Linked DNA regions of Homo sapiens: region 2 is linked to region 1. The links are chromatin contacts, found by Hi-C or POLR2A ChIA-PET in ENCODE. All regions are on one chromosome and are shown on one strand. Each heading gives the region's core, a stretch centred on a gene start or an enhancer-like site at or near the end of the contact. The rest is flanking DNA. Distances are from core to core; before and after follow the strand shown. Region 1 overlaps SMPD3 (sphingomyelin phosphodiesterase 3). Region 2 has its middle 44 kb from the start of SMPD3.

Region 1 (5,963 bases), core at 2,237-4,736:
TGGAGTACATGAGGGACAGCGGTTAAAGCTTGGGCCAGACCCACACAGCCCCAGGGAGCTTCTCCAAAAGTCACAGGGACTGTCAGGGGAACTCTGATGGTTCTGGAAGTTGGTAAGACGCAGGCTGCGCTTGGATCCTCATTGCTGGGGGGTTTCTCCCGCGGTCAGTGGAGTGGAAGCACCAGGCTTGGTGTGATCCTGCAGGCTGGGGCCACAGTGACAGCCCGGTTGTGCATGGAGGGGGACCGCCCTCCCCTGCGGCCCTGCTGGCCACACTGCCCTCTGCTCCAGGAGTCTCTGGCCCCTTTGCTCTGCTGTTTTTTCCTGCTCTGTCCTTAGCTGGCAGGCACTCCATGACAAGTGGCCATGTTTGTGGCTCCTCTGACCCAGGGTCACCTGCCCTCTCATTCTAAAAACTGCCCTGGCTCCTGATGGGCTTCCGGCGGCCCCCGGTCAGGGTGGGCCCAGGCATCCTCTAGGATGCCCTGCCTGCTCCCTTTGCACCCACAAATCTGTAAGTCTCTGAAAACCAGGACCATTTTTCAAGCAATTGGGTTACAAGGTCAAGATGGTTAGTTAGGGGCAGTCATATCACCAAGCTATTCGCTCCAAGAGAACAGCATACATGGAGGAAGCGGTGTGCGGGGGCTGTCTCCCAGCCACCTGCTGAGCCTGCCAGCTCCAGCCTGGTTCTCAGAACTGTCCCACTCACACCAGGGGAAGCAGGAGTGGGATGAGCTGGGGCAAAGGCCCCATATCTGACCCACTCCCCTGAAGATCACTAAAAACAGTCCCCCTACTTTTGTCTCTGCAGGGTCTGCAGTAGGCCTCCGCATGGCCCACCGAGGTGAACCATGACCGGCTGGCCAACATTCGCCATTGACCAGCCGGAGTTGCATCTCGCCAGGAGGTGACCCCTCCTCCAGCTGCCCCCAACTCGCCCACCCTCGCCCAGGAAAGTGCCCGCAGCTGCCACGGACACCATGTAGTAGGGCCGGCTGCGGCGCCCAGTGAGCTGCGATGGTTTTGTACACGACCCCCTTTCCTAACAGCTGTCTGTCCGCCCTGCACTGTGTGTCCTGGGCCCTTATCTTTCCATGCTACTGGCTGGTGGACCGGCTCGCTGCCTCCTTCATACCCACCACCTACGAGAAGCGCCAGCGGGCAGACGACCCGTGCTGCCTGCAGCTGCTCTGCACTGCCCTCTTCACGCCCATCTACCTGGCCCTCCTGGTGGCCTCGCTGCCCTTTGCGTTTCTCGGCTTTCTCTTCTGGTCCCCACTGCAGTCGGCCCGCCGGCCCTACATCTATTCACGGCTGGAAGACAAGGGCCTGGCCGGTGGGGCAGCCCTGCTCAGTGAATGGAAGGGCACGGGGCCTGGCAAAAGCTTCTGCTTTGCCACTGCCAACGTCTGCCTCCTGCCCGACTCACTCGCCAGGGTCAACAACCTTTTTAACACCCAAGCGCGGGCCAAGGAGATCGGGCAGAGAATCCGCAATGGGGCCGCCCGGCCCCAGATCAAAATTTACATCGACTCCCCCACCAATACCTCCATCAGCGCCGCTAGCTTCAGCAGCCTGGTGTCACCACAGGGCGGCGATGGGGTGGCCCGGGCCGTCCCCGGGAGCATTAAGAGGACAGCCTCTGTGGAGTACAAGGGTGACGGTGGGCGGCACCCCGGTGACGAGGCTGCCAACGGCCCAGCCTCTGGGGACCCTGTCGACAGCAGCAGCCCGGAGGATGCCTGCATCGTGCGCATCGGTGGCGAGGAGGGCGGCCGGCCACCTGAAGCTGACGACCCTGTGCCTGGGGGCCAGGCCAGGAACGGAGCTGGCGGGGGCCCAAGGGGCCAGACGCCCAACCATAATCAGCAGGACGGGGATTCAGGGAGCCTGGGCAGCCCCTCGGCCTCCCGGGAGTCCCTGGTGAAGGGGCGAGCTGGGCCAGACACCAGTGCCAGCGGGGAGCCAGGTGCCAACAGCAAGCTCCTGTACAAGGCCTCGGTGGTGAAGAAGGCGGCTGCACGCAGGAGGCGGCACCCCGACGAGGCCTTCGACCATGAGGTCTCCGCCTTCTTCCCCGCCAACCTGGACTTCCTGTGCCTGCAGGAGGTGTTTGACAAGCGAGCAGCCACCAAATTGAAAGAGCAGCTGCACGGCTACTTCGAGTACATCCTGTACGACGTCGGGGTCTACGGCTGCCAGGGCTGCTGCAGCTTCAAGTGTCTCAACAGCGGCCTCCTCTTTGCCAGCCGCTACCCCATCATGGACGTGGCCTATCACTGTTACCCCAACAAGTGTAACGACGATGCCCTGGCCTCTAAGGGAGCTCTGTTTCTCAAGGTAGGAGACCTCGGCCCAGCCTGAGGACCACGTGCCAGCTGGTCCTAGAGCCATGTAGGCAGGGGGGCTGCAGCGGGGAGTCCTCATCGTCATGGGGGCTGGAGTGGGAGGTTGGAGTGGGAGGCAGACGCGGTCTTTCCTGGAGCCAAACAGCAGGGCCCTGGCTCGGGGACAGGGTCAAGACCAATGCAGGGATGAGCACCGAGGCTCTGGGCTCAGACAGACCCATCTGGGTGATCTGGGCCCGTTCCTCAGATCTCTGAGCCACCATTTCCCCAACTGTAAAGTGGAGAGAGGGTGGGAGTGGAACAGAGCAGTAAGGCCTGGGAAGGGTTCCGAGCTGGCGCAAGAGTGGCGGTGGTAGCCGTGGAGATGGTGGCAGTGATAAAGTGAGGAAGAACAGGAGGTAGGGGCCCTGTCGGTTCATAACGAGGCAGAGAGACCAGCCCAGACCAAGCGCATCAGGCAAGCAGACGGGACCCTCAGGTCTCCAGGCCGTGACACCGCCTGGCTCACTGAGGCCACTAGCTTCCCTGGCCTGGACACCCCTCCCTCCTGGCTGTCGTGCAGCTGCCCTGCCAGGCTGTCTGCCCACCAGCCATGGTTTCGCTTCCATAGTCACTAATTAAAGTGAATCATAATTATTTCTGCTAATTTGGATTCGATTGGAGGAGTTTTTAGGCTGTGGTAATTTGGTCATTACACATTATCTTCTACTGCGCCTGAGATGCTCAGAGTGTCGACTTTTGTTCTCTATCCAAAAGCCGCTCATGGTGCTTCCACGGTTTTCTGAAGTGTCATTTGGCCAGTGGATGCAGCACAGGGCTTTCTGCCCTGAGAGGCAGCAGCTGTTTCAGATGTGGGTTCTGTCCCTTTAGGGTGAGACATGAAAAAGTGGTGGCTTTGCAGGGAGGGCTGCGGTTCAGAGGCCTGCCTAGGGCAGGTTTCCTCACTTCCCAGTTCGCCTTCAGAAGCAACCACACTCCGCCTGCCCAGGGAAACACTGGTGCGCAACCTGGCGCCTGCCATGAGTGGCAGAGCTTGTCTTCAAGCCCTATGGGAGCCAGGGCAGGCAGCAAGGGCCCTGGCCCCCACTTCTGGTTCGTCCATGGCTCTTGTGTGGCTCTGCCAGGCCCAGAGTTTGGGTCCTCTGCTCTTCATTCACAGCAAGGGATGCTGAAATTGAAGCAACTCCTGACAGATAGATCCAACCTTCCCATTTTGGCATATGGTCCGTTGGTGTTCTGTTCCCTGGATATATTTTTGTCTCGACAGCTAGAGTGACTTTCTGGGGAGGAAGGGGATGTGTTGCCAGGTCCAGGGTGGGAGGATGTGCCCCTTACTCCCACCCCTCACTCCCACCCTACTACAGGTGGCTCAGAGGCCGGGCCCTCCCCCGCCCCCTACCCCAGCCCACTTCTGCACAGATCAATCCACACATCCTGTCCCCACCTCCCTCCTCTGTGGGGCACCCTCACTGTTCCCACTGAGCTCAACAGTGTCTGCCTGGGACAGCCCCTCCTCCCAGGTTCTGTCCTGAAAGTTCTTTTCATCTTCCTCTACCTCCTGGGTCTCAAACTGTAACCTGATCTATGACATTCAAAAATTTTTTGTATTGACCAATTTTTTTTTTTTTTTTTTGAGACGGAGTTTCACTCTTGTTGTCCAGGCTGGAGTGCAGTGGCACGATCTCGGCTCACCACAACCTCTGCCTCCCGGGTTCAAGCAATTCTCCTGCCATGGCCTCCCAAGTAGCTGGGATTACAGACATGCACCACCACGCCTGGCTAATTTTTTATTTTTAGTAGAGACGGAGTTTCACCGTGTTGGTCAGGGTGATCTCAAACTCCCGACCTCAGGTGATCTGCCCACCTCGGCCTCCCAAAGTGCTGGAATTACAGGCGTGAGCCACCATACCCAGCCTTGACCAATATGTTAAAATCAAGATATTTCACAGAAAACCCGGTTTGCAGGTTCTCTCAGCAGCCCCAGGCCTGCCACATTCCGTACCCCACGCGGCTGCAGTGAGCTGGAGCCGTGGTTGGCTGCCCCGCAGTGGGGTTTCCCAGCAACCATCATGACACCTGCCTGGGAGTGAGACTCTGCAGCTTCCATTTCTGCCCTTTCTGAGGCCCCTCTGCTTTGTCCTGGCCCAGACCTCTCCCCCCAGCCCTACATCTGGCTGCCTCCAGGACACATCCCCATTCACTCGCAAACCAGACTCAGCCTCTGCCCCGGGCTGCTCCTCTTCTGTGTTCTGCCATCCTGAAGCCAGAAGGACCACCTTGGCTGCTCTGTCCTGTGCCCGACCCATCCATTCCAGGCCCCTAGCTCACTTTCCAGATGGCCCTGGGTGCACCCCACATCTCCAGCTCCCTTGGCCCAGGCCCCCTCCTCTGCATCAGCCCTGCTGTGGTTTCAGCCACCCTCCTCGTCTGAGGCCAGGTGTGACTCCTCTTATGCCCTCCACTGCCTCAGGAAGTCTGAACGTCACCTTGTACCACCTCCCGCCCCCCTGCCCCCGCCACCCTTAGCTCCAGCTCTGCCCCAGCCACAACCCCGATGAGGGGCTCCTGTACCCCTGGCCCCTGCTTGTCTTGGTCCCACACTGGGTGTGGCCACACCACCTCATGGAGCTCCCTCAGCGGCCAGCCACACAATCCTCTCTTCCCTTCATGGGCTCCTCTGCCCTCGTGCCCAGGGTCTTGTCTGTCCATCAGACAGAGCACCAGGACAGCAGAGCTGTGGTGTGCCCAGCACACGCGGATCCCAGCGCGGAGAAGTGAAGTACGTGGGGCTGCCTTGGGGACAGGCCCAGCCGGAGAGGGGCCGGGACGCTGGAGGGACTCGCTGCAGAAATCAGCGGTCCCCTCCTTCCCGGAAGGCCCTCATGGTTTCCCGTATGGGACTTCAGAGCCTTCAGGGAAATGTGGCTCTGTGAAGGAAGGGACTGGAATCCCTTTTTCCTCACCTACAATAGAGCCTTATTCTGGACACCTCTTCCGTTGACAGTCTTTGCCCGCCAGGACTCAAAGGCACAGCCTTTCGTGTGATTGCTTGTTTTTGCAAGAGAAACACAAGGCTCTGCGGCTCCCAAGGCCACGAGCCAGGAATCAATGAGGCCCAGCAAATAATCAAGTGGATCTTGGTGAGATCACACGGCAGATGAGGAGGGAGAAGCGGGGCGGGAGGGAGCAGGACCTCGTCACTCCTCCGGCCAGTGGGTTCTTGTCGTGCAGGGCCCAGTCTGAGGCCTCCCTGCGAGTGTCCAACCCTGTCCGGGACACAGCGCGGGGCAGGTGACACCAAGTGTTGGATGAGTGAGAGGCTGACGCCTTAAGACCAACAAACAGGCGGCCGGGGAGAAACCGCAAAGACACCAGCCCCTCAGAAAGCAGCGCAGAGCAGCGCACAGCAGCGCACGACAAACAGATCCGACTGGAAGCTGCCTCTTAGACCATGTGAGCCTGTGACCCCGGCCCACAACTCAACTTCTGGCCTCAGTGTGTTCAACGGTAAAAGCAGCATCACTTTATCATGTGCCTGAGCCGTTGTAAGGACCCAGAAAAGTAATGTCCATGCGTCGCCACCCCACCCCAGCACGAGCCCACTGGGCCTGA
Region 2 (5,949 bases), core at 2,557-5,056, 120 kb before region 1:
ACAACCTAAGTTTATATTCATAATCCCATACAGTACTATTTTGTGTTTTTAAAACATCTACAAATGGTGTCATATATATTCATCTTGTCACTTGTTCTCTTGACATTGTATTTTGAGATGTGCCCATCTTGACACACATAGCTCTGGTCTATTTGTTTTTCCTGCATTACATGATTTGACTATGTGTGATCAATAATTATATGTCCTATGTAACATGGGATTACACATCCTATGTAACATGGAATTATACATCCTATGTAACATGGAATTTATCCTGGGATTTCTCACTTCTGAATTCTCACCAGGAAAACCATGGTGGTATGGTTTGGCTGTGTCCCTACCCAAATCTCATCTTGAATTGTAGTTCTCACAATCCCATGTGTCATGGGAGAGACCCAGTGGGAGGTAATTAAATCATGGGGGCAGGTTTTTCCTGTGCTGTTCTTATGATAGTGAACAAGTCTCATGAGATCTTATGGTTTTATAAAGGGCAGTTCCCCTGCACACGGTCTCTTGCATGCTGCCATGTAAAACGTGCCTTTGCTCCTCCTTCGCCTTTCACCATGATTGTGAGGCCTCACCAGCCATGTGGAACTGTGAATCCATTAAACCTCTTTTTCTTTATAAATTACCCAGTCTCAGGTATTTCCTCATAGCAGTATGTCTTTATTAACAGTATGAGAACGGACTAATACACAAGGCGACTCCTGTCTCACCTGGGCAGACACAGACACCTCCTGAGCAGAGAAAGAGCCACCTAGCAAGAAGTTGAACACATAAGTGAGCCCAGGACTTTGACTCCTCCACCACCACCCAGCTCTGTGATCAGAGCTGTGAGGGGCACATCTGGTATAGGGACAGTGCCTCATGGTTTTCATTTCAATTTCCCCTAATGCTGTTGAATGGCTGTGTTTTAGCACCAGTTAATCCTGTGGCAAGCGGTCCAGATACAAATGCCCATCCCCTGGGATGCTGGGAGCTCCCAGGCCACCATGAGACCTCTGTGAGGGCAGGCTGCAGGCCCAGGGCTGTCCCAGGACCCCCACTGTGCTCAGCATGAGTGGTGCCCACCACCCCTCCACGCTCAGTCCCTCACCTGTGATGGGCCAGCTGCTGGGTGACACCAGGTTCAGGCAGTACCAGGTGCTGAGAATTCCTCTGACCATCCATAGTGGCCCCTCTTGGGGCACAGATCCACTTGTAGTACCAGGAGTGGGCCTTCTTCTATAGTAAGCAATTGGGTGGAGCTGCCCATGCCAAAGGCCCATGCCAAAGGTGCTGTGCTGCCTCGCATGAGCTCTACTCCAAATCTGTCAGAGGAGGGGTGCTGCCCCATTGAATGGCTGGGGCTTCACAAAAAGGGGGAGTGTCTGCCTCTGCACCCAATGTGGCCTCCCCAGTGACTCATTATCAGGTCCTGTAACCCTGTCCCACCTCCCAGCTCGTGCTGGCAAGAGCCCCAAGGGAGGCTGCAGGTAGTTGGGCCCCAGGCTTCACCCCACCATCCAGAGAGGGCCACACTCAGGTTTCTCACCCTTCCCCCACTGTCCTGTGTCTGACATTGACCACAGCCCTGAGCGGTACCCCAGTGAGGCCCCAGCTTCACCCAGGTTTGATGCTGGAAGTGCTTGGTGGCCATCAAGAAGGCCAGGGGCAGTGGCTCATTCAATCTGCTCCTTTCCCTGACACACTGGAACCCCAGGACACCCTCCCTCCGCTGTGGGCCAGCGGAGGCCTGGGGGCTGAGGGTCCATCTGTCTGGCCACTTTCCATGGCTCTGTAGGGGCATGCAGCCCTCCATACAGGGCCCAGGTAGCACCTGGAGGACACAGAGGAAAGCCCAGAGGATCTTTGAGGGAGTGACTGAGCCTCAGGGAAGGGCCACACCACCCCCGGGCCGTGCACCCCCCATCTGCAACTCCCAGGTGGTGCCAGGGGGTCTGGGGGAGTGTTTGCTGCACAAATACACACAAAGATCACAGCCTCCCTCCTCAGGGCACACCCCACCCAGTTCCCCCCACATCCTCTGCCCCTGAGGCAGGTGGCAGCCATCCCGGGGGACCTCCCAGCAGGGCTGCAGGAGGTATGAGGGGCACCCCACTGGCTCCACCTGGGTTGCTGGCAGGACTCTGTACTCCAGGTTCAGGGATCCCCAGCCTGACCCTCTGGCCTGTGGCCAAACACCTCCTCGCTGAGCCTCCACCCCAGATTCCTCAGGCTGCCCCCCCATTCAGTGCCTGGCTCCAGTCTTCACTGTCAAAGCCCCAGGGGAGTGCCCTGGACTGAGAATAGCAGCTGCACCCACAGCTCCCCACCCTGTGCCAGGCACAGCCCAGCTCCTCACAAACCTTATCTCCTGGCACTGGGGCACAGCCAAGGCCTCTGCCTCCACTCTGGCCTTGGACTCCCCACCTTTGTTATCTGAGCCTGGACTCCTGCACCTGCACAGTTCCCCCCACCCCAACCCTGTGGCTGCTACTGCTGTGGGAGCCTGGCTAACATGAAGGCCTTGTCCATCCACCAGGCCTGACCGGGCAGGCTCTCTTCTTTCAGGAATTTTATGGGCAAGGGGAGGAGGGCCCCACTGGTGGTGCCACAGGGCAAGGAACAGGCCAAGGCGGTGGCAGTGACCAGGGCAGCGACCACTGGGTGTACCCTGCAGTGTGGCCTAGAAGGCTGAAGCGTTGCGGTCCCTGGGAGCCCTCGGAGCCCATGCGGACAAGCTTGACCACTTCTAGCCAGGGCCTCGGTGGCTGTTCCTCCCCTCGGGATCTCCATTTCATATATCAAATAAAGGTTTCGGTGGACGTGTCTAAGTGCCCTCCCAGCTTTTGGAAACACTGAGACTGAAACCCCGGGTGGTTCAAAAGACTCATGAGTGGCTCACAGGCCAGGAGCCAATGGCCAAATAATCACATTCCTCACAATCAAATGAAATTCTCCCAGCTGGCCTGTTGTAGATCTCGGGTCGAGATTCATGCACTGTAAACACTTGGTATCAACTGGCTGACGAGTTGCAGCCTGCACCGGAGAAGCAAGAGGGAATGGCTTCCATCTATCTTCCCAAAGCCAACTCAGAGGGTCTGTGCCGTGTCTCAACCCTGGCAGGCCCAGATTGAAGGCACGAGAACACGGATTTGCAGTCCCTTGTGATCAGGGTCCAGAATCAGCTCAGCAAGGTGGAGTGAGTCTCATGGGCCCCCAGCAATTGGCACAGGGGCTTGGGACCCAGGCCTCCAGGCTTCCCCGCACATTCCCGGCGCTGCCCCCTCCACACCACAGAGACCCGCGACCCCTGCCCCACTGCTCCTTCGGCCTCTTCTTCGCTGCCCCCCTGGACTCACGTAGCGTTTTGAAGGTGAATTCTGCTTACGGTGAATGCCATTTTGAGGTCGTCTGTGGACAGAGGCTTCTGTGGATCAGTGTAAACGACAGAAACGTGCCTGGCCAGTGCTGTACTTGCCATGCGTAACCAGAAAAAGGTTACAGGATGCAAAGGCTCAGTGATCACAGCTGAGACCCAACTCCTCCTTGGCAGGGATCAAGTTCAAACTTTTAACCTCCTCACCAGGCTCGGGTTTCCTCTCCCCTCCCCTCCTGCCCCTGAGGATGGGGGTCTCCAAAAAAACCTGAGTCCCTTCTTTCCTAGAAGTTCAAACTTGTGGTCCCAGGGAGTCCACAGCCTGAGGAATTCAGGGCAAGAAGGGATCACGTGCCCTTGTTTCACAGGTGACTAACAGCCTCCGGGAGCCCATCCAGGCTGAGAGCTGTCAGACATGAGTCAGTGGTTTCCTGCTGGACTGGGGAGGACACCTGCAGTCCCCACCCGCACCTGGCTGTTCCACACTGGCTGCTCCACAATGGCAGTGGACAGGTGGGTGGGGAGATGCAAGCCTTGGCCCCACCGTCACCTCACAGTGCTCGGTCCAAGATTCGCCCCTGAGCCCAAACACCCATCCCCCATCCCTCCCACCACCCCTCCATCTATTTACGCACACAGTGTGTGGTGGGAACCGGTGAGAGCAGCATTGCTGAAGCCATGAGAGGAAAGGGTTGGCAGCACCGATGTGCTGACTGTCCTCTGCCCTCACCCCACATCTGTCCTTCCCTGTCTTCCTGACACACTGCCCAGGTAGACCCTCCCTCACCTCCTCCTAATAAGCTCCCTGGGCTCTAAATCACTCTCCATATTGCCTGCCAGGGATCTTTCTAAAACACAAACCTTGGCTGGCATAGATGGTGGCTCACACCTATAATCCCAGCCCTTTGGGAGTGCAAGGCAGGGGGATTGCTTGAGGCCAGGAGTTCCAGACCAGCCTGGGCAACATAAGACCCTGTCTCTTTAAAAAAAAAAAAAGAAAGAAAAAGAAAAAAGAAAAACCCTGGACAGCATTTAACAAGTGCCCCTCCTGTTAAATACTGTCTAGATCCCTTGGAAGGGAACGGGAGGCTTCACAACTGGATCCAACTTGCCTGAGTCATCTCTGGCTCCTAGGAGACATTGATAAATGTTGATGAATGAATGGATGGATAAATGCATAGCACACCCCAGACTCTGGAGGGGCTCACACCCTAAAGATTGTACCACCTCCTAACATCAGGGATCCTGAGCCACAAGCAGGGCCAGCTGGAAAGGCCAGGCCCCAGCAGTAATGGGTAGGTACATGGACGTTGTCCTCTAGTCCTGGGTGCTGCCCCATAGCTCCTTCCAGTGGGGAATAGGCCTAGATCAGTATCCTTCCACCCAGGAGGGTCCTCAGGACTCTAGGGCCCTCAGTTCTTCAGGTCCTTCCTGGGCAGTCTACTGGGGGACCACCTCCCTGGAACAGGTCTCTGAGCCAGCGACCATGACTGCTTTTGGGGGCCCTGACACCAGCTCAGATACTTAGTTATGCAAAAGTGAGTTTCATGAGAGTTGGGCTGTAATATGGGACTGTGGCCTCTTCAGGTGCAGAGTGATTTTTTTCCAATGCTGAGCTAGAGGGCCCCTTGGGTCCTGCTCAATATTTCCCACCCCTGGGGCAGTCCTGGGGCCAAGAAGCTTCCTTAGAGAATGCAGATTCCTGACACTGTCTTCAGCAAGTATTTCTAGGACACCCCTCCCTCTTTGTCTGGGGCCCAGGGAGTGCAGGCCTCAGGGCTTTGATTGTAGTCACCAGCCAGGTAAACCCAATGGGAGACTCAGTTCTGAAGCTTCTGCAGTAGTTTGTAGCCAGCCAAGAAAGGCTATGCGGAAGCCTCATACGTGCTGATGGGAATGGCAAATTGACTGCTTTAGAAGGTACTTCAGCAGTTTCTTTAAAAGTTAAATATTTTCCCGGACGCGGTGGCACACGCGTGCAATCTCAGCTACTCAGGAGGCTGAGGCAGGAGAATCGCTTGAACCTGGGAGGCGGAGATTGCAGTGAGCCGAGATCGCGCCATTGCACTTCAACCTGGGTGACAGGGCGAGACTCCGTCTCAAAAAAAAAAAAAGTTCAATATTTCTATTCTGCTGTATTGGCCTAAAGAACAACAACAACAAAACATTAAACATATCTATTACATGACCCAGCCATTCCACTCCTATATACTGAATGATTGATTAATTGACTGACTGAGACAGGGTCTTGCTCTGCCGTCCAGGCTACAGTGCAGTGGTACAATCATAACTTACTGGCTACAGTGCAGTGGTACAATCATAACTTACTACAGCCTCGAACTGCTGGGCTCAAGCAATCCTCCTGCCTCAGCCTCCTGAGCAGCTAGGACTACAGGCTCATGCCACCATGTACAGCTAATTTTTAAATATTTTGTAGAGAAGTGGTCTCACTGTGTTGCCCAGGCTGGTCTGGAACTCCTGGCCTCAAGAGATCCTCCCACCTCTGCCTCCCAAAGTGCTGGGATTATAGGCATGAGCCACCACTCCCAGCCTTCACTACTAGGTATTTACCCAAGGGAAATAAAAGC

Evidence for each region. A loop is a pair of places that touch in the nucleus more often than their neighbours do. ChIA-PET counts read pairs that join two places held with the same protein, here RNA polymerase II (POLR2A). Pooled maps may share reads with other maps.
Region 2: a loop to region 1 is called in a pooled map, with 2.4 times the contacts of the local background. The contact joins two enhancer-like sites. A Hi-C loop is called at or near these places in 6 of 168 maps with a recorded cell type or tissue (HL-60/S4, dorsolateral prefrontal cortex, heart right ventricle and 1 more), 4 of 37 single-sample maps with no recorded cell type and 10 of 50 pooled maps. POLR2A ChIA-PET finds 5 or more read pairs at or near these places in 4 of 52 experiments (Caco-2, OCI-LY7, Panc1 and 1 more).

Annotation. Positions count from the first base shown.
Region 1 is chr16:68,367,239-68,373,201 of GRCh38, reverse strand. SMPD3 (sphingomyelin phosphodiesterase 3) reads left to right here. Exons shown (of 9, transcript NM_018667.4): 3 at 815-2,343. The coding sequence starts at 1,021. Among named protein-coding and RNA genes, the nearest start is that of PRMT7, 59 kb to the right of the region's middle. RefSeq lists enhancers at 3,327-3,516, 4,481-4,680, 5,107-5,659, 5,660-5,963. Within about 2 kb of position 3,486, at least 2 of the 41 ENCODE cell types and tissues checked have a DNase peak (open chromatin) inside an H3K27ac peak, as active enhancers do.
Region 2 is chr16:68,489,053-68,495,001 of GRCh38, reverse strand. No RefSeq gene overlaps it. Among named protein-coding and RNA genes, the nearest start is that of SMPD3, 44 kb to the right of the region's middle. Within about 2 kb of position 3,806, at least 5 of the 41 ENCODE cell types and tissues checked have a DNase peak (open chromatin) inside an H3K27ac peak, as active enhancers do.